4 separate regions of the Mus musculus genome follow, and all the other regions are linked to region 4. The links are chromatin loops, found by intact Hi-C in ENCODE. Cell type or tissue: heart. All regions are shown on one strand. Links, peaks and the distances in the headings refer to the core of each region. The heading gives the core; the rest is flanking DNA. Region 1 holds the start of Map2k3 (mitogen-activated protein kinase kinase 3). Region 2 overlaps Alkbh5 (alkB homolog 5, RNA demethylase). Region 3 holds the start of Flii (flightless I actin binding protein). Region 4 holds the start of Tmem11 (transmembrane protein 11).

Region 1 (5,915 bases), core at 1,253-3,752, 52 kb before region 4:
TGCGTGCATGATAGGTGGTCCTCTGCTTCAGCAGACCTCACGCTCCAGTGAACATGGGGGTGATAGCCAGGGTCCCAGGGTCCCATGGCTCCCCTAAGCACCTCACATGGGAACGGGATGGAAGGAGATCATCATAGAACCTGCTGTAGCTGTGCTCTGCCAACATAGCTGTGCAGCCTCTGTGAATGGTAAGTGTTCCCCAGCCTCTGTTTATGGGCAAATGGGGTGATGAGTAATAAAGCAATGTATAACACGTGGAAAAAAGAAAAAAAAAAACCTCTTAGAGTTTTGGTGAATGGATATTGTCAGTTTCCCACTACAGCTATCTCCAGACCCCTAAAAGGCTACAGGGATTCTGGCCCAGGAAAAAGCCTCCACCCAAACCATCCAATACCATGTTACCTAACCTACAATCTGCAAACTCACACTCAGAAGAGAGGCCCGGAACGTCCAGTGCCAGGCCTCAAGTCACCAAGCACATGAAAGCCCATGGTCTCTCCCTATCACTCACAATCTCTCCGGCTGTGATCTGCAACTGCAACTTTTATTTTGGTGAGGCATCTCTTGCCTGGAAGAGCTGAAATGCCTCCAAAACAAACACTGCTTCCAAACCCTTCCTGAGTGGAGCAGCATCTAATTTCCTGGTTCTCAAGTTCCACGAGGTCTGCACTGCAAGGTCCTCCCCAGCCACCTCCCCCAATAAGTGCCTCCCTAGTTACTCACAGAAGTTGGGCAATGGTCAGGGATCTGGCCTCCCACTTATGTAAGATGCAATTACCCCGTCCACTAGGCTCCTGCAGGGCCATGGAAGCCAGCTGTAGGGGACCCAAAAGGCCCCCGCCTGCTCAGGACAACCTGACCAGGACCAGGACTCCTGAGGTTGAGGTTTCCTAGGTCAGAAGGAGAGAAGGCCACCACTGCACAAGTACCCTCTTAGGTGCCCGCCATCCCTGTCCTCTGTGCTCTGCAGCTGCAATCCAAAACTGGGCCCAGCGTTGCAGCAGGAAAGCTGGAGATAGTCAAGGAAGTGCAACAACTATTTGCCCCTGGGTACCTACTATGTGCTGGGCGCTATGCTGGGTTCTCGATCATCTCAGACGTGCTTGCTTCAAACCACTCTACATTCAATCTCACATCACGCCCCTAATATCCATTTCATTAATAAGTCCTAGACATGCCCAGAGACTAGCCAGGTGAAGCAGTTCAGAATTCAGAGGGTCAACCCATTCATATCTCCAGGTCCAGCTTGGAAATCTTTTCTGCAGATCAACCCTACTGAGTCTCTGACATGTCAAAAAAAAACATCCTTCTCTCTTCCTGGAGAAAAAAAAAAAGCATTCTGACCTCCAAATCTTGTCCCCCTCACTTCCCATGACAAATGCTGCTGCTGCAGCCCACGCAGCACCACTGCCACCTCACAGAAATTTCCAGGAAAGACAGTTAATTGGAGAAGGACAAGCTTTGCACAGCCAGCCCCTGGCCTGCTGCTAGCCCAAGGACCAAACAGCACGTCTAAGAGCAGACTAAGAAACACTAGGTGCAAGAATCGGTCAGCTCGGGAAACTCAGTGAGAAGACTGCAACTGAGTAGCAGGTAGCATGGGCAGAGCTGCGAAGTGGAGACGCCAGGAAGTTCTACAGGGACAGCCTTAGGGAGGAGTGCAGGCAGCCAGTGAGCAGGCCAGCAAGACATGGGGCAAAGGAGGATTCACAAGGATGGAAGGAGTTGGAAGAGTGGAGGAGCTCTGAGTAGACAGGTTTCCGGCATTGGGAACACAGCCCTGGGGCCCAGAGTAAATTCCAGCCTGGACAAAATCCAAGAGCCTGGCCTGAGAGGGCTAGAGCAGCCCAAAGACCCTCTAGCAGGGATCACTGAAATCCCTGAGTCCAGGATGAAGCCCGGAAGCCTAAATGAGGAGCTCACGGTGAGGCTACAGACTTGGGAGTGGAGCGAGAACTAGGTCCTGCCTGGGTGAAGTCCCACGGCCTAAGATCCGGATTCCAATAAGGTCCCGTGAGGTCCCGGGCTTGGGCTGGACCCAGTCCTGGGTTGGAGTGCAGACGTCTGTGCCCAGCCCGGAAGGGAGCCCAGGATCACGGGCGGACTCAAATTGAATGTGGCACGGGCCGCGCAACAGGGCGGGAGAGCCTACCTTTGGTCTGAGGCAAGCTGGCCGGCGGGCTCGCGGCGGGCGACTCCATGCTGCGGACCGTCGCGGCGGAGAGCACTAATCTAGAGGACAGCAGACTACACCGGGGCCGGGCGCGCTCATGGCTGCTGGTGGCTGGCAGCGGCGGCAGGCGATGGGCGACAGGCGACACAGACGCGACGGTTCCAAGCGTCCGAGGCGGGCGGCGCCAAAGCCACACTGGGCAGCGCCGGACGCCTGCCGACGGCGCCACGCAGGCCCCGCCCATCGTACTGATTGGCCCGCCTGAAAAGGCCCCAGCCTATCAGACGCCGCCCGGACTGTCACGCACAAACCCCACCCTCCAAGAGCCGGAATCCAACCCAGCTTTCCCCTTAGTACAGCTCGGCTCCGCCCTCTTGCCGTCTAGATGACTGCCCTACCCACTCGGGGGATTGTGCTGGCGTGGTCCTGGGTGCCCCAGCCTGTGCCCCCCTATGGCACAGCGTGTGCGGGTCGCAATCTGGAAAATCCCAAGATCTCTAGGGGGGCAGGGCAGGGCCGATGTGCTCCGTGGGGTTAAAAGTGTTCCCTGAGTGAGACTAGACTCCTAAATGGCTGAGCCATACCGAGGATGAGCGTCCATGTGCTCCCCTGAAGAGAGCGGCGACCACCGGCTTGCCTCCTAGGGCAGCAGGAAAAGAGCGATCCCACGGCGGGCGCGTGCCAGGTGAGTGTTCACCGACTGTGGGAAAGAGTTTACTGCGCCTTGCTGAACGAGCACGCGTTTAAGTCCAGCCTCTACAAGCACCTGGCACGCCAGCACCTAGGGAGCGGGGAATTCAGTGGCTAACCTTTGCCTAGTGACAAAGTAACTGGTTGTAACATTATAGCAGCTCCACTCTCCGGGCTGGGGAGTAGTCTCCGATTAAACAAAGTGTCATTCCAAACACTGAAATACCTTTTGCCAGCCTTGACTGGGGTTCCATCTCGGCCGTCGGTCGCTGAGCCTCTGTCCTCACACTAACCAGGAATCTCTGGGGTCGATTGGAAAGTCAGGTCTAGTGAGGGCAAGAAGCACAAGGTCAAGGAGTCAGTCGGAGCTGGAGTAAGTCTTAGCTCTCTGGCCAACACTCAGGCCCCGAATGCCTGGCTTGCATATTTGATTTCTACCGCAGCCCTCCTCCCGTGCCACGTGCCCCTCCCCATTAGGAATCCTGAATGTCTCATCCTCTGCTGAATCCCAAGGCTTAGCCCAGAGCCATGCACATAGTAGGTGCCTAAGAAATATTTAAGGAATGAACAGAGGAAGTAGGAAAAGCATGCCACAGACATGGGTAAAGTGACTAGTCCCGTGCCAGGCTCTTGGGCACCAGGGTGACTCAGACAAGGCCCTCAAACAGGAGGAGTTTAATGGGTTAGTCAGAGAACTTGACAAACAGCCCAGGGATCACAGACTCCATGTGGGGTGCTATAAATAGATACAAGAGTCCTAAGAGGCCCTGCCTCACCTGGGTGGGGTCAAAGAAGGTGACCTTCCTGGACTAGTCATCAGAAAGAGAGGTAAGAGACCATCCTTGGAAGAAACAGAAAGGCCAGGGCAGGGAGTGGAGACCTGCTCAGGAAGCCAGGCTAGGCTGCACCAGCAAGCCAGTCAGCTGCTGGAATGAGGGGCATGATGGAAGACTTTTTCTCTCTGGCCACCTCTGCCAACAGCATCTGTTACCCTCCTGTCCCTAAGTGTCACAGTTAGCTGGGGGAAGTTCATGACCACTCAGAAACTGGCCAGAGCACTAGACTCAGATCCCAGCAGGCCATCTCTTACTCTGACTCCCGGGAGAGCAGACCCCTCTAAGGAAAGCTGAGGTTGGGGATGGGAAGGGTTCAGCCTGTGTTAGCATGTGACTGTGAGTTGAAGAAAGGGGGTGGTCCAAACCTAGTGTGTGGGGAGCAACTCACTGGTTGAGCACACACTGTGGATGTAGCATTGTGGGATCAACGACGAACAAAACAGACACAACGCTGCTCTCAGAAAGGAATGGACTTCTGGCCTAAGTGAAATGATAGGGTGTCTCAGGTTGACAAATGCTGTGGAAAAAAGGGGACGAGAGAAGGTGTGTCTGGAGGTGGGAGTGTGATTTTAGTGAGGGCAGTCAGGAAAAGCCTCCCTTAAAGGTGCCACAGAAGCAGAGATTTAAAGAAGCAAGAGAAAGGATAGAATCTCCAAGAGAAGAAGCGAAAGCCCCCAAACCAATTGTGTCACCACTGGTATGGTCAGAAATGAGAGGCTCCCTCAGATGCAGCCCCTTCCAGATGCTGTTAGAGCCTCCTCCGCATGCACTGATCATACACCCCAAGCACACATGAATTCCCACAAGATGCACAGGGTTTGTATGCATTTAGCATGGCTGCCCAGGGGCAGGCCTATTGACAGGCACAGTGGTCATGCACAGCTCTGGTTGTATGTGCAGTGTCCTGCCATCTGCAGAACCTCCCAAGGCTTGCTGACCTGGGGTGTGTGCCTTCTTGTGACCAGCCCTAGTGTGGCTGTTCTCTGTGGGTGCCCCACTCAGGATAAAACGATACCCTCTGTGCTCTGCCTGCTGCCCAGCTTTCTCACTTCTGTGCTAGTTGCTGCAAAGAGAGTTTTCTGAAAGCCGGGCTAGGCCCAGCTCAGATCTTTCCTGGTTCCCTAGGTAGGAATTTCCAACCCTCTGGCCCTGTTGACATATCCAGACACTTCAAAACCAAGCTTTCCTTCTTGATCCGATCTTTTCAAAGGCTGTCCCCTCAGCCAGGAATGTCCTTCCTCTGCCATATGAAGAAACACAAGGGATACTTACCTCTTAGGTATATTTCTTTTAACCTTCTGTATTTAAATGGCCACCATTTTGAAATATCACATGATAATTCATACGTGTGACATGACACTACCTGTACAACAGCATATGCCATTTTCACAGCCCTACCTACTGTGTGGTGGTCCTTCATGCAGACTCCTTCTGAGGCAAGCTGTAGAGAGCAGCACCACACTTGGCTCCTGGCTTCCACAGTGCACAGTAGGCACTCACTGAACACTCAGAACATACACCTCCCAAGGAGGTGTGCATTTTCATGGGCACAGAACAGAACAGAAAGCAAAGGATTGCCAGGCAGTTGTGGCACACACCTTTAATGCCAACACTTGGGAGGCAGAGGCAGGCAAAGCTCCGAGAGTTCAAAGCCAGTCTAGGGAAAAAAAGAAAGAAAGAAAAAAGAAAAGAAAGAAAGAAGGAAGGAAGGAAGAAAGAAAGAAAGGAAGAAAGAGAAGCAAGCAGAGGATGGAGACACATGACCACTGCAATGACAGGGTTGTTCTTCAAACTCCCGTCTGACAGATCATGGAGCCTTCACCTGCCTTTTTCTGCCCCTGCTCTCATTAAAATGCATCACAGTTGTCTTCTGAGCCACACAGTTTTCTCTGAGTTTCTTCTATGGCTTTCTAGAAAGACAATAGCTCTTTACCCTTGGATCTGGACTACCCAGGCCCTTACAGGGATGTGTAGAGCTCTCTGGACACAGTGGGAAATATTTCCAGGCTAAGAGGTGTCCAACATGGTCCTTCCTGTATGGGACACAGAACACAAGCAATTATTGTCACCTGTTTCCTGCTGGGTCTCACAAGTTCACACCTCAGTGATGCTGACATAGTTGGAAATTCTTCTTCCAGATGAGGAAACCAAGACACAAGCATCTTCCTTGGGTCTCATGTCAGGGAGGGAGCAGGCCAGATTCTAACCCAAATGAT
Region 2 (5,915 bases), core at 2,268-4,767, 320 kb after region 4:
GCTCTTCTGAAGGTCCTGAGTTCAAATCCCAGCAACCACATGAAGGCTCACAAATTCTATAACAAGATGTGACTCCCTCTTCTGGGGTGTCTGAAGACATCAGCTACAGTGTACTTACATATAATAGATAATAAATACAAGTTAAAAAATAAAAAGTCAAAGATAATACGTCCGTTCATCCTTCACCTGAGGTAGGACTCACCTTGACACAGGCCTGACCATGGATATTGGTATGAGCTCTTCTTTTTTTTTTTTTTTTTTAATTAGGTATTTTCCTCTTTTACATTTTCAATGCTATCCCAAAAGTCCGCCATACCCACCCCCCCAATCCCCTACCCACCCACTCCCCCTTTTTGGCCCTGGGGTTCCCCTGTACTGGGGCATATAAAGTTTTCAATTCCAATGGGCCTCTCCTTGCATTGATGGCCGACTAGGCCATCTTTTGATACATATGCAGTTAGAGACAAGAGCTCCGGAGTATTGGTTAGGTCATATTGTTGTTCCACCTATAGGGTTACAGGTCCCTTTAGCTTCTTGGGTAATTTTTCTAGCTCCTCCATTGAGGGCCGTGTGACCCATCCAATAGCTGACTGTGATCATCCACTTCTGTGTTTGTTAGGCCCCGGCATAGTCTCACCAGAGACAGCTATATCTGGGTCCTTTCAGCAAAATCTTGCTAGTGTATGCAATGGTGTCAGCGTTTGGAAGTTGATTATGGGATGGATCCCTGCATATGGCAATCACTAGATGGTCCATCCTTTCGTCACAGCTCCAAATTTTGTCTCTGTAACTCCTTCCATGGGTGTTTTGTTCCCATTTCTAAGAAGGGGCAACGTGTCCACACTTTGGTCTTCGTTCTTCTTGAATTTCATGCGTTTAGCAAATTGTATCTTATATCTTGGGTATCCTAAGTTTCTGGGCTAATATCCACTTATCAATGAGTACATATTGTGCGAGTTCCTTTGTGATTGGGTTACCTCATTCAGGATGATGCCCTCCAGGTCCATCCATTTGCCTAGGAATTTCATGAATTCATTTTTTAAATAGCTGAGTAGTATTCCATTGTGTAAATGTACCACATTTTCTGTATCCATTCCTCTGTTGAGGGGCATCTGGGTTCTTTCCAGCTTCTGGCTATTATAAATAAGGCTGCTATGAGCATAGTGGAGCATGTGTCCTTCTTACCTGTTGGGACATCTTCTATATGCCTAGGAGAGGATCCTCCGGTAGTACTATGTCCAATTTTCTGAGGAACCACCAGACTGATTTCCAGAGTGGTTGTACAAGCTTGCAATCCCACCAACAATGGAGGAGTGTTCCTCTTTTTCCATATCCTGGCCAGCATCTGCTGTCACCTGAATTTTTGATCTTAGCCATTCTGACTGGAGTGAAGTGGAATCTCAGGGTTGTTTTGATTTGCATTTCCCTGATGATTAAGGATGTTGAACATTTTTTCAGGTGCTTCTCAGCCATTCAATATTCCTCAGGTGAGAATTCTTTGTTCAGCTCTGAGCCCCATTTTTTAATGGGGTTATTTGATTTTCTGGAGTCCACCTTCTTGAGTTCTTTATATATATTGGATATTAGTCCCCTATCTGATTTGGGATAGGTAAAGATCCTTTCCCAATCTGTTGGTGGCCTTTGTGTCTTATTGACAGTGTCTTTTGCGTTGCAGAAGCTTTGCAATTTTATGAGGTCCCATTTATTGATTCTCGATCTTACAGCACAAGCCATTGCTGTTCTATTCAGGAATTTTTCCCCTGAACCCATATCTTCGAGGCTTTTCCCTACTTTCTCCTCTATAAGTTTCAGTGTCTCTGGTTTTATGTGGAGTTCCTTAATCCACTTAGATTTGACCTTAGTACAAGAGCTCTTCTTTTAAAACATTTCATTTTTTCTACCACTAGGAGGCCAATTGGCAGAGGTCAACATGCAGATCTTTGTGAAGACCCTGACAGGCAAGACCATCACTTTTGAGGTTGAGCCCAGTGACACCATCAAGAATGTCAAGGTCAAGATCCAAGACAAGGAAGGCATCCCAGTTGACCAGCAGAGGCTGGTATTTGCCGGCAAACAGCTGCAGGATGGACGCACCCTTTCCAACTACTACATCCAGAACCATTCCACCTTGTACCTGGTGCTGCGTCTGCGAGGTGGCATCCTTGAGCCCTGCCAGTGTCAGCTTGCCCAGAAGGACAAGTAACAAGATGATCTGCTGCAAGTGCTACACATGCCTGCACCCTCGTGCAGTCGACTGCTGCAAGAAGTGGGGCCATACCAACAACCTGCACCCCCAAAATAAGGTCAAATGAAGATGAGGTCATAGCTGGAGTGACCCTGAGATCAAATAAAGTCCCCTTCCATCAACTGGAAACAAAGTATTTTATTTATTCTTCCTAGTGTATGCACATGAGTGCACCTGTATATGCATACATGTATGATGTGGGAGTGAGGCACATACAGACAACTTGGTGGACTCAGTTTTCTTTCTCCTACCTTTTCCTTGGGGTTCTGGGGACCAAACTCAGATCATCAGACTTGGCAGCAAGTGTCCTTACCTGTTCAGCTCTCTCTGTTTCCCTGGCTCTAGGATAGCTACCTGTGGCTGTGAGCAAGACTTGGGTATATCTACTGGGAGGGTGGCTTTGAGGCTGTAAGAACGGGTGCTATATAATCCATTCCTGTCTGTGATTCCAGGTTCTAACACACTGCCTCTGCCATCTCCTTCCATTTCCTCACTGTAGAATGGGCGCAATATTCCTCTATTAGTTAATACTGTGAGTTGTCTGTGCAGGCAACCCTTCCTTTTATGCCACACTCATTTTGTATATGTGAATTGTTCATTGTGTGTTTCTGTGTCTCTGTGTGTGTGTGTTGTTGTTGCTGTTTTGAGATAGGGTTTCTCTGTGTAGCTCTGGCTGTCCTTGAACTTGTTTAGTAGACCAGGCTGGCCTTGAACTTAGAGATCTGCCTGCCTCTGCCTCCTGAGTGCTGTCAGCTAAAGCCTATGGTTATTTTACAGAGGAAGACACTGAAGCCAGAGAGGATGCTGCTTGTTCCCGACAGTTGTAGAATTAGGATTTGACTCTAAGTGTGGTGTTAAAAATTGTAAGAATTGAATGGGGGCTGGAAAGATGGCTCAGTGGAAAGAGTGCTGACTGCTCTTCCAGAGGTCCTGAGTTCAATTCCCAGCTACCATGTGGTGTCTTACACCATCTGTAATGAGAATGATGCTCTCTTCTAGAGTGTCTGAAGACAGCAACAGTGTACTCACATACATAAAATAAATCTTAAAAAAAGAATTAAATATGATAATAAAGAAGGGAAATGTGATAGGCGTCCAGCTTCGAGAGGAAACATAGGAGCTATATAGCATACCCTAGGAAGTCAGTACTAAGAAGCACCCCTAGTAACTCAGGAGAGCCCAGGCCCTGTAAGAGAACCTTGAGCAATTCTACCACTTGAGATGTGATAGGTGCACCCTTCTCTCTAAGGTGGGGTGAGGTCAACATTGCAGGCAATCTGTTCACAGCTCATGGATCCCTGATGGCATCTGCTTGTCTTCAGGTTGTATGCCTTTAAGCAAGTATAGCCACAAATACCCTGGCAATGTAGAACAGAAGCAGCGGGCAGCCTCAGGCAGATCATGTGATCTCTGGGTACTTAGTTCCATCCATATGCAGGACTGGCTGATCTGCTTGCCACCAGGAAATAATGCCATCGGGGCTCTGCTGCCACACTGAGGACACAGGGAGAACTGCAGCAATGCATGTCTGGTAAAGAGTTGGTGGATCTCAAACTGGGCTCCTGCACCCACAATAGATTTGGGGCCCTCAGTTCCCTGGCTATACAAGTCCTCATCCTCGTTGCTTGACAGTGCAGTGACTCCTACTAATTTTGACTCTTCACAAGAGCTCACCAGACCAGGTTCCTCCTGCCAAAAGCCCACAAATAACACCCAGGAGTATCCCACACTAGCTGCAAAATTCAACTAGCAAATCTTGTTTAAGAGGGTGTAATTCAGTGGTAGTGTGCCTGCCCAACACACCAAGTCCTTTGTTCAATTCCTAGCACCAAAATAATATGGCGTGTGTGTATATATATCAGATGCATTCTCACAAACTTCCTGTGTCAGTTAACATTGGAATTCAGAGTACAGGACTTAGTTTTACTGGGGTTTTTTTGTTTGTTTGTTTGTTTTTCCTAGCATTCTCCCTGTTCTGAGTTTGGTCCCCAGCACTGAAGGAGGGGAGAAATAACTATACAGAATTGAAATTATATTAAAAACAAAGGTACTGATATTCCAAAGTAAGGCTTTTTGTTGTTCACCGCATTTACTGTTCTTTTCACCCAGAACCCGTGCTCTTCTGCATGTTTTCCCAGTGCGGGCATTACCAGTGTATTTATTGTTACCTAGGGTCTGCGTTGTCTGTGTGGATGGTGCTGGGATTGAACACACGTTAGGTAAGCTATCTATCCAATCCTATGCGATTCCCAGCAGACAAACAATAACTGAAAAGCCAGATTCCAAACAGAAACAAGAGTTTTAATGATCTCCAGCAACCACATGGGACAGCTTAGTCTGTTAATCCTAGCTCCCTGGGGTGCTATTCTCTCTTCTGGGTCCTCAGGCACCTGCCTGCATGTGCATGAGCCCACACCAGACAGACCACAGTCAAGTTAAAAAAAAAAAAAAAAAAAAAAAAAACTCAAACAGGTGAAATTAATTTAAATAATGTATTTTATTTAACTCAGTATGTCCAAAATAGTATTTCAACATGTAATCAATATAAAGTTATCAATTATATATTTTACATTCTTTTTAATACTAACTTCAAATTCTGGTGTATAAAGCATATCTCAATTGAAACTAGCCATATTTCAAGTGCTCAAAAGCCGGAGTCCAGTGGTTCCAGATTGGACAGCATAGGTTTAAACTTAAGAAAGCAATGAGCTGCTGGGGCATAGGTAACATTTACAAGGCCTAGAATGCACAAGGCCCTCACCTAATCCCCAGCACTACAGAAAAAAATACAAGCAAGCAATGGAGTAATTATCATCATCCAGATTAAATTTTAAAATAGTGCTGAGGCTAAGAAATTTCAATCGAAATTAATACAATTTCTTTGAGGAATCAATAGGCCACAGATTTAGTAACAATTTCTGAAGAAAGAGCAGCATCGTAAGCTGCATGTCGGCCCCCAAGGTTCTCAGGTTCTAGTTTCTGGAAGGCATATACTTTATTTTTATAAGGAGTAGGTGGGAGTTAGGGTGTGGATCAGTGGTAGAGTCCTTGCTTAACACTGGAGAGGCGCTGGGTTCCATCCCTAGCACTGTCAAAAAAAAAAAAAAAAAAAAAAAAAAAAAAAAAAAAAAAAAGGAAGTGGAGCTATGCAGCTGTGGAGTATATGGGAGTCCCTATATCCAAAGACAAATGCCCAACTAAGACAGACAGAAAAGGCTGGATGCAGTGGCAAGATTGCTATTTCAAGGATGGCCTGAGCTAGAGTGAGACCCTTTCTATCCTTTCTATACACACACACACACACACACACACACACACACACACACACACACACACACACACACACGGTGGGGTGCAGAGAGGCACTGAAATGTAGCATACAAAAAGAGGCCATGTGACTATGAATCTAGAGTACTTGCAACTAGAGTGGTTAGAGCCATACCAAGCCGCAAGAGGCAGGAATAGGCTTCCTACCAAAGTCTTAAGGAGAGCACAAAACAGTCTATATCTTTGTTGTTGAGACAGGGTCTCACAATGTAGCCTAGGCTGTCCTCAAGCTCCCTATGTAGACTAAACTGGCCTCAAACCTGCGACACTCCTGCTGGCATTACAGACAAGCACCATGCCTGGCTGCTTTGCTTTTTGAGACAAGGCCCAGGCAGGCCTTAAA
Region 3 (5,915 bases), core at 1,122-3,621, 150 kb after region 4:
ACTCCTAATCAGAACCTACCCAGAACAGCCATACTGTGTGAAAACCAGTCAGGAGGAACCCAAAGGCCCAGAAATACTTGTAATATGGGTTTCCAGAAAGTTTGCCTGGGTGGGGCCTGTCAGACCTTTGATAGACCCTTAGCAAATTCAGGAATCTAGATAGTGGCCCCCCCAGACCTTGACAAGAAAACTACCTGGGCTAGGGCAACCCCATCAGAGCCAGGCTGAAGGCCCCAGGGTGCAGTGGTGAGTGAAGTAGGCTTAAATAAACACTGAATCAGGACAAGCTGGCCAGGGCCCATGGACTCGGAACAAAGTTGGAGAGGGTAAGAAGGTGAGAGAAAGGCCCGGAGCCAAGGGCTTCTGTTTATTTGTACGACCGCACCAGTAAGGACTGGGAAGTGTGTGACTGGCCCAGTCAGGAACTTGGGAAAAAGTCACAGAAATCCACAGGCCCAGGCCACTAAGCCAGAAAGGTCATTGCCTGCCGGGGCACCAAGGACTTCAGCCCTTCTTTCAGGGCCATGGTTGCCTTGGGACTCAGTTGCCAAGTGACAAGATGCCTAGAGTAGCTGAAGCCTTAGGCACTGTGTGACTCAGCTGAGACACCTGTCCATGCTCCCCAGACTAAAAATAAGACCCTGTCCTCGAGCCTGGTAAGGTCAAAGGGCAGCCAGGGAGCCTACTCCAAGCTCAGAAACAGCTCTGCTCTGTTACTGCCCACCACTGCCCTCAGAGCAGTAAGCCACTCTGCAAATGGAAGGGGCTTGCATTCCATCACCTGTCTAAAGTGGGACTCAGCCCTACACCTAGAGGGGTCTTGTATTCAAACTCCAGTAAGAAAGGAATAAAATAGGTGACTAAATATAACCCACTTAGGCCCTATGTGGTGGTGCAGGCCTTTAATTTCAGCACTGAAGAGGCAGAGGCAGTCAAGGCAAGCCTGGTCTACACACTGAGTTGGAGGATAGCCAGAGTTACATAATAGAGCCTCTATTCAAAACAAAACAAAAATAACAAAATAACCCGACTCTTGACAGCCTGAACTTCACCTGTTCTTACATTCTGGCCAAAGCTGATTGCTTCTGATCATGACTGAGCAGAAACGTGTAACCAAATAGGCTCTTAGACTCTATTCAAGAGCGAAGTCACTGTGGCCCTGGAAATCGTGTGCAATACCCAAGTCGGGAAGAGGCACCGCTGGGATTCGAACTCTGCTCTTCAGTTCCCAAGTCCTCCCTCCCACCGCAGTGACCGCAGGCCACGCCCCCACCTGCCCCGGGATGCGCGCCACGCCCAGTGCTGGGAGACACCGGGCCACCCGGTGCGCTGTAGCCGTACCTGCGTCCGAGCGTCAGCGCATGGACCCAAGGACAGGGCGAGTAGGACCCTGGAGGCCCAGGACTCGCCTAGGAATGGAACGTTCAAACCCCGGGAACCGAACGCCGAGGCCCGAGGCGGCAAGTGACCCGAAAGGCACGCTGGATAAGCAGGCCTTCGCTCCAATCCGAGCGCACAACTCCTGCGCACACGTGCTCAAAACGGAGCAGCTCAGCCAATGATCGCCAGGCACGCCCCGGGACCGTCTGGGGCGGAAACCACAAGCATACTCCGGATTTAAAGGCGCAAGGTTATATTGATAGCGCAAGGGGGGCGGGGGAGGTGGTGAGTGTGACAATCATTCAGGGGCTTGTCTAGTTTACTTACTTTCGGGTGTTTTGTTTCTTGAGAAAGGGCCTCACACTAAAGCCACAACTGACATCGAATTCTCAGCAGTCGTACTTAGTCTCACATCTGACCTTGTGTGTACTTGTAATGAGAGCCTCAGTGTGGAGTCTGAGCTCATGGTCCCTTGGTGGGCCAGGCAGACAAAACTGCAGTTAGCCCAAAGGCCCACATTCTGCCTCTCAAGTTCGCCCCTGTTAGAGTGCCTGGTGGTTCCATTTCCGTTTGGCCTGCCTGACACATAATGGGAAAAGAGCTCTGCCATCTGTCGTGGGAACTCTATCAGTCTCTTCCCTCCTGAAACCCGGGATGCCAGACCCTGGACTTCCATAGAACAGCTGTGTCTGTTTATGGGAAACCTACTGTATGCTGGCCAGGGCAAGATGGCCACTAAGAGCTTGGCCCAGGAGATATACACTGATCTAGAGCACAAAACAAATCAATAAAGAATGGTGACTGGAGTCCTGATGCCAAGGGAGAATTGTGAGTGTTTGTGCAGCCTGCTCTCTAAGCTGCCACATGTGAGTACTCTGGCAACTTTGGGGACCGTGTTACACATGATCAAAGTTGAGTCCTGAAGCTGAAGGATTAGGTCCCAAAGCCCCGGAAGTCTCACCACTACCACCACCACCACCACCACTGATCCCTCACACACAAACTGCCTGTGTCCCTGACGTTGTTACCACCATCACTCCTGGGTCACGGCCAGCCCCAGAGGCTACAGCAGCCCAAGCGACAGTGCCTGGACCCCACCCTCCACGTTCCGACAGGAGACTGGAAGTGTTGATCATCTCCAGCGGGACCCCTACAGGCCTCCCCAGAACTCTGGTCCCAGGGAGGCCTCGCAGCTCTGGGAGTCGCCTAGCAGCACTTCCCGCAGAGGCCGCGGCCGGGAGGCGGCGCGCGCGGGTTAAAGGGGCGGGGCCGGCGCTGACCCAGCCCGCGGCTCTCGGCCGCCCCGCGTCCTCCCTGCCCGTAAGAGAGCTGCGCCACCATGGAGGCCACCGGGGTGCTGCCGTTCGTGCGCGGCGTGGACCTCAGCGGCAACGACTTCAAGGTTAGCTGGGGGAGAAGGGGAAAGGCGACCCCTAGGCCGTCTCCCCGGGCCGCTTCCTCTGCGCTTCCGGGACCGGCGGGCGGGGCGGGCGGGCCTCCGCGAGTCTTCCCGGGCCTGCCCCGCCCGGGGCGGAAGACCTGGGCGGGGGCTCCGGGGGTCTGGGGCCGCGCGGGATTTGAGCCCTCAGGCCGCGAACCGGACCCCATGCCACCGAGGGAATACGCCCTAGCCAGCCACCGCCCCACACTGTGGTCTCGGGACGTCACTTCTCCCTCCGCGAACTCGGGGTTCTCTCCAGTCCTAGGGGCTCAGGAACAGCCCGTTTGGTGGCGTGTAATGGAAAGAGATCTGTTAGTAAGGAGTGTGACAGGTGCGCCAGGTCCTAGGCGGCAAGTCTGTTCAACTGCTAGACTAGGGGGACAAGCAGCCAGCAGCCCTGGTTCTTGACTATAAAGAGCCAGGCTATGGGCGTGGTGGTGCACGCCTCTAATTCCAGCTCTTGGGAGGCGGAGGCAGGTGGATCTTTGACTTCGTGGTCAGCCTGCTCTTAAAAGCAAGTTCCCGGACAGCCATAGCTATATCGAGAAACCCTGTCTTGACTTGAAGAAAAAAAAAATGTGCCGGCTAGACCCAGGCCCAAAGAGAGAAAAGCTGGCCCCGAAGGACAGCTCAGAAGCCTGGACCTTCTCCACCGCCTGGTCGAGTCCTTTAGATATCAGATTGGGGGATGCAGGAGGAGGTGGGCTCCTCCCGTGTTCACCTGCACACGGACACATGTTGGATCCCGTACACTGTGGGCATCACTTCATCCTGTCTACATACCCACCATCCTCACTTGTGGTCTCTATTCTCTCTCCACTGGGAACGTCTGAGTTACCTTAGGGAACGTGACTGGAAGAAGAGGTGTTACAGTAGCAAAAGGCAATTGAGCTTCATGCTGCTCAGATGTCAAAACTGCCAGGAGTAGCCTGGAGGGAGTGGCAAATGCCTTTAATTCCAACACTGGGGAGGCAGAGGCAGGCAGATCTCTGAGTTAGAGGCCAGCCTGGACACAAAATGAGTTCCAGGACAGCAGGGACTACACAGAGAAACCCTGTAATTGGGAGTTACAGGGGGACAAAACCTTAGGCTGGTGTGGTGGCACAGACCTTTAATTCCAGCATTCAGGAGGCAGAGGCAGGTGGATCTCTGTGAGTCTGAGGCCAGCCTGGTCTACAGAGTGAGTTCCAGGACAGCCAAGGCTACACACAGAGAAACCCTGTCTTTAATTTAAAAAAATAATTATTTATTATTTATATGTAAGTACACTGTATCTGTCTTCAGACACACCAGTAGAGGGTGTCAGATGTCATTACAGATGATTGTAAGCCACCATGTGGTTGCTAGAATTTGAACTCAGGACCTTCATAAAAACAGTCAGTGCTCTTAACCACTGAGCTATCTCTCCAGCCCCAAGAAACCCTGTCTTGAAAAACAACAAACAAAAAGGCCAGGGATGCTGAAGTGGGCATTGCATGTGAGGAATGAATGAATGAATGAATGACACTGTTCAAGGAACATTGGGGAGCTGGGCTCTTAGTGCAATCCCAGACAGCCAAACTGCCTTGGAACCCCAGGCAAAGCAATGTGAGTTCCACTAAGCACAGTGGAATGCTGAGGAACCCTTGAAACACACCAGGGACAGACTCCAGCTGGAGAGACACGTTTGGGCCAGGATGTTTGTCCTTTGGGAGCTTTCGTTTAGTGCCATTCTGTGAGTAAGAAAGAGAAATGTTCTCTAGGGACCACAGAAGGTGATGAGAGGAGGCACTCATCTCCTAGACTGTCCTCACCCTCCTGTTTCCTCCCCACCCCCCAGGGTGGCTACTTCCCTGAGAATGTTAAGGCTATGACCAGCCTGCGATGGCTAAAGCTGAATCGCACAGGCCTCTGCTACCTGCCTGAAGAACTTGCGGCTCTGCAGAAGCTGGTAAGGGATGTAGGCGGCGGGGCGCGGGGAGGGTCCTATCCTAGGGGCTAGGCCAGGTTGGCATACTCTGCAAAAAAGGGGAGTGGAATCAAGAGAAAACAGAAATAGCTGTGGGTGAAGCTGATGGTGTGTGTGTGGGGGCACATCCACCTGGGAGGTATGCAAGGCAGGTGATGGTGTGTAAAGGAGAGGGGACTGTTGGGATGGCCTTCCCAGATGGTGCAGTTACAGGGCTGCAGGCAGGGGCTGGATACCTTAGGTCCCCACCTGAACCTTTGACTCTTGTCCTGTCCAGGAGCACCTGTCTGTGAGCCACAACCATCTGACCACGCTTCACGGCGAACTGTCTAGCCTGCCTTCGCTTCGGGTGAGTGTTCGCCTGGGCTGCGGTAGGGTCAGGCGCGGGCCAGTGTCTCCACCCTCCTCCCCTCTGTGCCCGTGTTGCTGCAAGAGAGCTCATATGAATGGGAGAACTTTCTGAGAGAAAAGAGAGGACATTTCAAAACCCACCACCTCTCTGGATGGCTGTGAACACAGCAGTGTAGGCAGAACACAGTACTAGGCCACATTAGTGTGTCTAGTGTGCTTCTAACCTACCACATAGGTAAAGACTCTAGCCACACAAAAGTCACCCCCAGACAGCAGTGTAGCTGGTGTGACTGGGCCTAGAAGGTAGCTTGAAAATCAGGCCCTTGCCAGCCTTACAGGCTTCAGTTAGGATTATCCTTCACAGGGCCAGAACCCCAAGATGTTCAGAGTCCAGGATCTGGACTTGGGCTCCCTGACTCTAAACCAGGGCTTTGCCACTTAACTGGCTTAGTTACTTTTCTGTTGTGACAAAGCACAGGACTAAGGCAACTTAAAGAATATATTTCATTTGGAGATTCACAGTTCCAAGGGCTAGAGTCCACGACCATCTCAGTGAGGGGAACATGACAGCAGGCAGGCAGGCATGGCACTGGAGCAGTAGCTGAGAGCTCATGTGTTGAGACAACCATGAAGCAGAAAGAACTAGCTGGGAGTGGTGTGGGCTTTTGAAACCTCAAAGCTTGCCTTCGGTGATATACCTCCTCCAATAAGGCCACACCTCCTAGCCCTTCCCAAACAGCTCTACCAGTTAGGGACCAAGCATTCAAATATATGTGTCTATGGGGGCCATTCACA
Region 4 (5,915 bases), core at 1,553-4,052:
AAGAACCCAAACAAAAAGAAAATCCATTGAAAACTGTACACAGAGGTTAAAGGTCATTCTGGTGGGCGCTGGGAAGATAGTAACATTGAGGGAGACACAGAGGAGGAAGCCTGGCTCATGCGATTTCACAGGGGATCAAGGGCTGTGTCAGGACCTATGCCAGGGGCCATTCTTGTGGTATGTTGACCAAGCTTGTGGTTTGTTTCATTCTGCCATGTCCCAAGAATTTGAGTGATGCTCAATTTAGAGATAATGGACTAATTTCTTTGACAGAGGAAAAGTATGTAGGCAAGCTTAAAGTTTCAGAGAAGAGTGCAGACAACAAAGCAGCCATAACTGTTACAGAGACCGAATGGAGTTGCTAAAGAGAAGCCTGGCACTCTGCACGGTGACAATAGAAAAGTGTTTCTTCAGGGTCAGCACATAGAAGCTGATATTGCTGTGATCCAAGAGAGCTAGGCTATGGAGATATATATTATATACACCTCAAGCTGGCAGCATAGCTTGACATACTATCTATGTAGTACTGGTTTTGATGGCAAAGATGCAAGATTGAGAAAGTCATGGAGGGCCACCAAAGCCAGAACTGTGTGGCAGGGTCAGAGTTCCTGAGTGGCCACTGTGTGAGGCTGTGAAGGTGAAACCTAAACTGTAGTAGATACCCTAGGACTTTGGAGATGCCAGAATCATGGGTTATCTAACAAGAATGGCCACAGGTGTGGAGTGGAGCTAGCCCAAAAGTTAAGCTATGTGAGCTAGCAGGGCTTGAAAATGGATATGCCCAAGCTTTTCCGACCATAGCCGATTTTTTTTTTTCCCGAGACAGGGTTTCTCTGTATAGCCCTGGCTGTCCTGGAACTCACTCTGTAGACCAGGCTGGCCTCAAACTCAGAACCGCCTGCCTCTGCCTCCCAAGTGCTGAGATTAAAGGTGTGCTTAGCCCCAGATAGTATAGATAGAGCTTGGGGACTTGGTGTTTGCACTGCTGAATTTTTGTTTTGTTTTGGTCCTTAATATGCACCGATCTTTCCATTTTGAAAGGGAAATGTTTATTCTCTATCAGTATATGATTTCTATTATTATTATAGCTCACTGTTAAGACTTTGGACTTTTATTTTGTGGTTTTTCAAGACAGGGTTTCTCTGTGTAGCCTTGGCTGTCCTGGAACTCATTCTGTAAAACAGGCTAGCCTCAAAGTCAGAGATATGCCTGCCTGCCTCTACCTCCCAAGTACTGGGATTGACTTTGGACTTTGTTGGGATTTTAAAAGTTGAATTGTTTTTTTATATTATGAGATAAGCCTGAGATTTGGAGAAGGAGGAGTGAAAGTTTACGGTTATGGCTTAAAGCAGTGTTTGTCAAATTTATAAGTGATAAGGTTGTTTTGTGTTGCCAACTTTACACAAACCTACCCACTATGGGAGGCAAGAGACCCTGAACTATACACAAGCAGAGAAAGAGAAAGAACTGGGTATGAGCACACATTAATACATCCTGCACTCTCGCTCTTTTTTAAAAGATTTGTTTTATTTATATGAATACACTGTAGCTGTTTCCAGACACACCAGAAGAGGGCATCAGATCCCTTTACAGATGGTTGTGAGCCACCATGTAGTTGCTGGGAATTGAACTTAGGACCTCTGGAAGAGCGGTCAATGCTCTTAACCGCTGAGCTATCTCTCCAGCCCAACCTGTGCTCTTTACTGTGGATGTAGTGACAGCGCTCTCACATTCCTACTGCTCTGACTTCCCTGCCATGATGTCATGACTGTCAGTTATGTTTCTATTGAGGTGATCAGACACCATGAACAGTTAAACTCAGAAAAGAAAGCATTTGATTAGAGGCTTGTTTGCACTTTCAGAGGGTGAATTCATGACCATTATGGTGGGGAGTATGGCTGCAGACAGGCAGGTGTTGGAGTAGTCACCAAGAGCTTATATTTTGAAACAATCACCAGGCAGAAAGAAGAACAGGGCCTGGCATGGGCTTTTGAAACCTCAAACCCATTCCCGGTGACTCACCTTCAACAATAAAAGCCAGACCTCCTCATTCTTCCTAAACAGTACAATTGGGAATCAAACATTTAAATATATGCGCCTATGGGGACCGTTATTAAAACCACCGCAGACTATGACCTGAAGTGTAGGCCAAATAAATCCTCTTCTCCCTTAAGTGGCTTGTGTATTTTTATCACAGCAACAAGAAATAAATCTAAGACAGGGACATAGATCCCCGGTGGGATCCACCATGTCTCTGACTTGGCACCAGAACACTAGATCCTTGAGGACTCCCAGTAAAGGCAGACCCTCCTGGCTAGCTGCTTCCCAGCTTAAATGTGGGCTTGGCAGTCCCTGGTCAGTACACATTGTTTTTTGCTCATACTGCAGTAGGGCTGAGAAAAGGGTTCAGACATCCCCTAGGCAGTGGCTATAGGGTAATGGGAAAGAGAACACGCCCCTGCACCTTTTTTGTTTTGTTTTGTTTTGTTTGTTTGTTTGAGACAGGGTTTCTCTGTAGCCGTGGCTGTCCTGGAACTCACTCTGTAGACCAGGCTGGCCTCGAACTCAGAAATCCACCTGCCTCTGCCTCCCAAGTGCTGGGATTAAAGGCGTGCGCCACCACTGCCCGTCACCCCTGCACTTTTATCAGGTTCCTAAAGAGCTGAGAGCTTTCTCACAGATGTTCCTGGGTAGTAGAGTGTAGTTAAGGAAGGGGGAAATGGGAGAGAAAACATAGATTTTTACCTCCTGGCTGAGTCACAGGGACCACCTACATAAGTTCCTAGGTTCTTGTGTCTCAGGACAAAGAATTGTATCAGAGATGCATAGTTAGCAATAGAGGCAATTTACTTAAAAAAAAAAAATTTACAAAGACACTCAGGTAGGGAATGGGCTAGTGATCTGGAAGAATGCATAACCTGAAGTCCTTAGCCATTACCTGCCTTCTCCAGGCCAAGTTTTTCTCTTGCATGCTGTTTGTTATTGAGTAATCCAGGCAAGGAAGGGATCCCAGGCACTATCAACTGGCATTGATTGATTGATTGATTGTGTCTGGGTGTTTTGTGCACTACACGTGTGCTGTGGTCGTAAGGCCAGAAGAGGGCGTCAGACGTTACTGCAATAGCTGACTGTTGTTAGCTACCACGTGCCAGAAACTGATCCACAGTCCCCTGAAAGAGCCGTTAGTGCTCTTAAGTACTGAACAATCTCCGCAGCCCCCTCATACCTTATTCTTGACGTCTCTCTACACATCCCTATTCTTTTGCCACACTTGCATGTGTTACGAGTTTGGCAATCGGAGGCGGAGTTGCATATTCAATTTGAAAACCAGGAACTTTATAGAAACCAGACAAGCATAAAACCTGACTGGGAGGAAAAGGCGTTTTAGGGCAAGCACATCTACAGACCTTCAAAATCTCTGGATTTGTCAGCCGGGCAAGTTCCGGTCAGGAGAGGGGGGCAGTTGACGCCGCGGAGGCAGAGGTAACCTTCGGACTGAAGGTGCACGAGTTCTGGTCTGCAGATGGGAAAGGAGAAAGGTTAAGCTGCTCAAGTCATTGTAAAGTGTGAGAACTGGGGGACTCAGGCCCCCAGCGGCCGAAGCCACGGTGAAGGGCAACAGGGCCGAGGCCAAGGGTTGGGCCTCTCAGGCTGTGAGGGCGGGATCGTCGCGCGAAGCGCTCTGGGAGTGGTAGGCGCTTTCTTTCCGCTCTCCTTCAGCCACTCGTTCTGGGAGCCCAAGGACGTCCAGGCGGTGGGCGCAGCGACTCGCACTTTGCGACTTGAAGACTCTTTCCTAAGGCGGATCCCACCCCCTCGCCCTCTTGCGCGCGGCAGCTTACAGCAGGCTTCCGGCGTGAGGTATTGTGGGCAGTGTAGTCCTTCTCGCAACCTCCCACCTCGTCCGCGCGGCTCACGGGACTACGTTTCCCTTCGGCTCCCGCGCGCCCTGAGCCGCGTCGGCTCCAGCCCCCGACGAACCGAGAGTCTCCAAGATGGCCGCGTGGGGAAGGAGGCGTCTGGGTCCGGGCGGCGGCGGCTCCCGAGAGAGGTAAGCTGGGCTCGCGACCGCGGGCGAAGGTCGACCGCAGAGCCGGCGAAGCCTCTGTGCCACGCGCGACTCCGGATCGTGTGCCCGCCACGCGCGGGGCCCAGTCCGCGGGGGCTTAGGTGTGGGAGGAGCGGGGCGGCGCGACGGCCAGGAGCGAGGGGAGCGCGACTCGGAGGGGCGGCGACCCGCAGCCGGGTGGGCGGTGAGCCAGGGTGAGTAGCTGCGAGGGCCGCCACGCTGTCCTACCGAGCGTCCTGTGGGCTCCGGGCCGCTGGCTCGCGCACGTGGCCCGCTCGGCCTGGGCGCCCGGTGTGGCGTGGATGGGCTCCGGGGAGAGGAGGAGGGTAGAGGCTCGCGGCGCCGTGTGCTTTATAGGGGCGTTTGCTGAGAGCGGCAGCGTGCCGGGCGCGCCTCCAAGAGCCTGAGCCTGGCCGCCTTGTGAGCGAGCAATCGTCGCCACTTTTTGAGGGTTCTCTTCGAGCACTTCTGCCCTAAGTCCTTTGTAGTGACCTTTCCTACTGAATGCGTTTGGGGGCGCTAGGGGTTTTGTTTCTTCCAGTGATTTCCGGATGACAAGAGTAGTTGACGTGTTTCGGGTTGAACTTGTAGCCTTTTCCTTCTGGGAATTATTTTTAGCTAATAGGTTACTAGAAGCTGTTCAACGATAAGAAGTTTGGGGAGGTGGGTGTATATCGGTGGCGCTACTGGATTAACCTGCCCAGTCGGTCTTGCTAAGTCCTCCGCATTTTACTGTGGATGTCAGAAAAAGGAAAAGAAAAAAAAAAAAAGCAAAGTTTGACTTTTTCCCCTCCGTTTCCAATGAGTACTGTCAACCATAAAAGTTGTGTCTCAACTAATCTGCGTTGTTCCTTTTTGACTGACGCATCCCATGTTTCTTGCTATTGCATACGACAGCTTTTCCATCCCACACTAGTCTTCCTGCTTGGCAGAAGTGGTAGCCAGTTTTACTCCTGAGTTCGGTTATGCTAAATAATCCGTTCTGCGTTTACTGTGACATGGAAAAGCAGTGGCGAGGAGTGTTTGTTTGTTTGTTTGTTTGTTTGTTTTTTCCCTAACTCCCACTTATTTCTTAGATAAGAACAGCCAGAGAGGTTATCTTGTTTTCCGAGTCCTTAAATCCCTAAGGATGCTTTCAGGATTTTAATTTCAGCCCAACAGAAGGGAAGAACTTTCCTAATATTTCTGTTTGCTTGTTTTTAGAGCCACGTGTGTAGAGTCATTAGAGTTACTGTGTAGCTCTCTCTGGCTGTTCTGAAACTCACTCTATAGACCAGGCTGGCCTTGACCTCACAGAGGCCCGCCTACCTCTGCCTCCCAAGCACTGGGAATAAAGGTTTGGGCTACTGCACCCTGCCATACTCTTGTTCTTGGACACAGACTGAAAGGGCCAAACATGCATGCCTCAAGTGTGAGACAGGAGTCTTGCTAGCCTACCTAAGAAAATGGAGAATTTTTCCTTTGTCTTGAAACAGATATTAATTAAAAGCAGTTTGTCAACCAACCGCCCATAGTTTAGTCCAGGCCTTGCTGGTTGTGCTGCAGCAGCCTTTAAGGGAGTTTAAGTCCAATGCAGACAGAACTCACTGTGAAGCTAGATAGGGAGTGGTTCTCCTCAGAGCCACTGGTGCTTGTTTCTCACTGAAGTCTTAACTAGGTAAGGTTATCGTCCTGGGTCCTGTAGGTGTTCAGGTTGTGACCTTTGCCCAGGAATTGAAGGTTCTTCCCAAACATGCAGGTGCTGTATGTCTGCCAGGGATGGGCGTCTGATTTTATGATTTGAGAGTTGCCATCTGCCCTCCTTCTGGTGCCTGGAGGTTACTCCTCTGTCGGCCTTTATGGGAAG

The links. Hi-C counts contacts between places; a loop is a spot of excess contacts. Peaks named below come from ENCODE experiments on the same cell type or tissue, not always from the same donor. Only the 100,000 strongest peaks of a DNase experiment are listed, where the experiment ranks them.
Region 1: it touches region 4 in a loop (3-fold over the local background); 3 of 42 quality-filtered maps call a loop at or near these places.
Region 2: a loop joins it to region 4, with 4 times the contacts of the local background. A loop is called at or near these places in 2 of 42 quality-filtered maps.
Region 3: a loop joins it to region 4, with 2.8 times the contacts of the local background. A loop is called at or near these places in 3 of 42 quality-filtered maps.

The regions. Positions count from the first base shown.
Region 1 is chr11:60,928,509-60,934,423 of GRCm38, reverse strand. It overlaps Map2k3 (mitogen-activated protein kinase kinase 3), which reads right to left and starts at 2,370. Exons shown (of 12, transcript NM_008928.5): 1 at 2,153-2,370. The coding sequence starts at 2,201. It overlaps Map2k3os (mitogen-activated protein kinase kinase 3, opposite strand), which reads left to right and starts at 2,557. Exons shown (of 2, transcript NR_027800.1): 1 at 2,557-2,858. In heart, for the core only: a CTCF peak has its summit at 2,398; DNase peaks (open chromatin) are centred at 2,453, 3,303 and 3,393; H3K4me3 peaks cover 2,500 bases; H3K27ac peaks cover 2,413 bases.
Region 2 is chr11:60,557,321-60,563,235 of GRCm38, reverse strand. It overlaps Alkbh5 (alkB homolog 5, RNA demethylase), which reads right to left. Exons shown (of 4, transcript NM_172943.4): 4 at 4,724-5,915. It also overlaps the pseudogene Gm12628. Among named protein-coding and RNA genes, the nearest start is that of Alkbh5, 23 kb to the right of the region's middle. In heart, for the core only: no CTCF peak of the experiment used is centred there; a DNase peak (open chromatin) is centred at 3,645.
Region 3 is chr11:60,723,994-60,729,908 of GRCm38, reverse strand. It overlaps Flii (flightless I actin binding protein), which reads left to right and starts at 2,646. Exons shown (of 30, transcript NM_022009.2): 1 at 2,646-2,782; 2 at 4,641-4,751; 3 at 5,047-5,118. The coding sequence starts at 2,720. Mief2 (mitochondrial elongation factor 2) reads right to left here and starts at 1,511. Exons shown (of 4, transcript NM_001009927.2): 1 at 1,342-1,511. It overlaps Mir5100 (microRNA 5100), which reads right to left and starts at 1,246; the gene lies at 1,183-1,246. In heart, for the core only: a CTCF peak has its summit at 2,621; DNase peaks (open chromatin) are centred at 1,498 and 2,648; H3K4me3 peaks cover 2,500 bases; H3K27ac peaks cover 2,248 bases.
Region 4 is chr11:60,876,849-60,882,763 of GRCm38, reverse strand. It overlaps Tmem11 (transmembrane protein 11), which reads left to right and starts at 3,726. Exons shown (of 2, transcript NM_173453.3): 1 at 3,726-4,051. The coding sequence starts at 3,996. In heart, for the core only: CTCF peaks have their summits at 3,084 (motif pointing right) and 3,797; DNase peaks (open chromatin) are centred at 3,053 and 3,863; H3K4me3 peaks cover 1,455 bases; H3K27ac peaks cover 1,477 bases.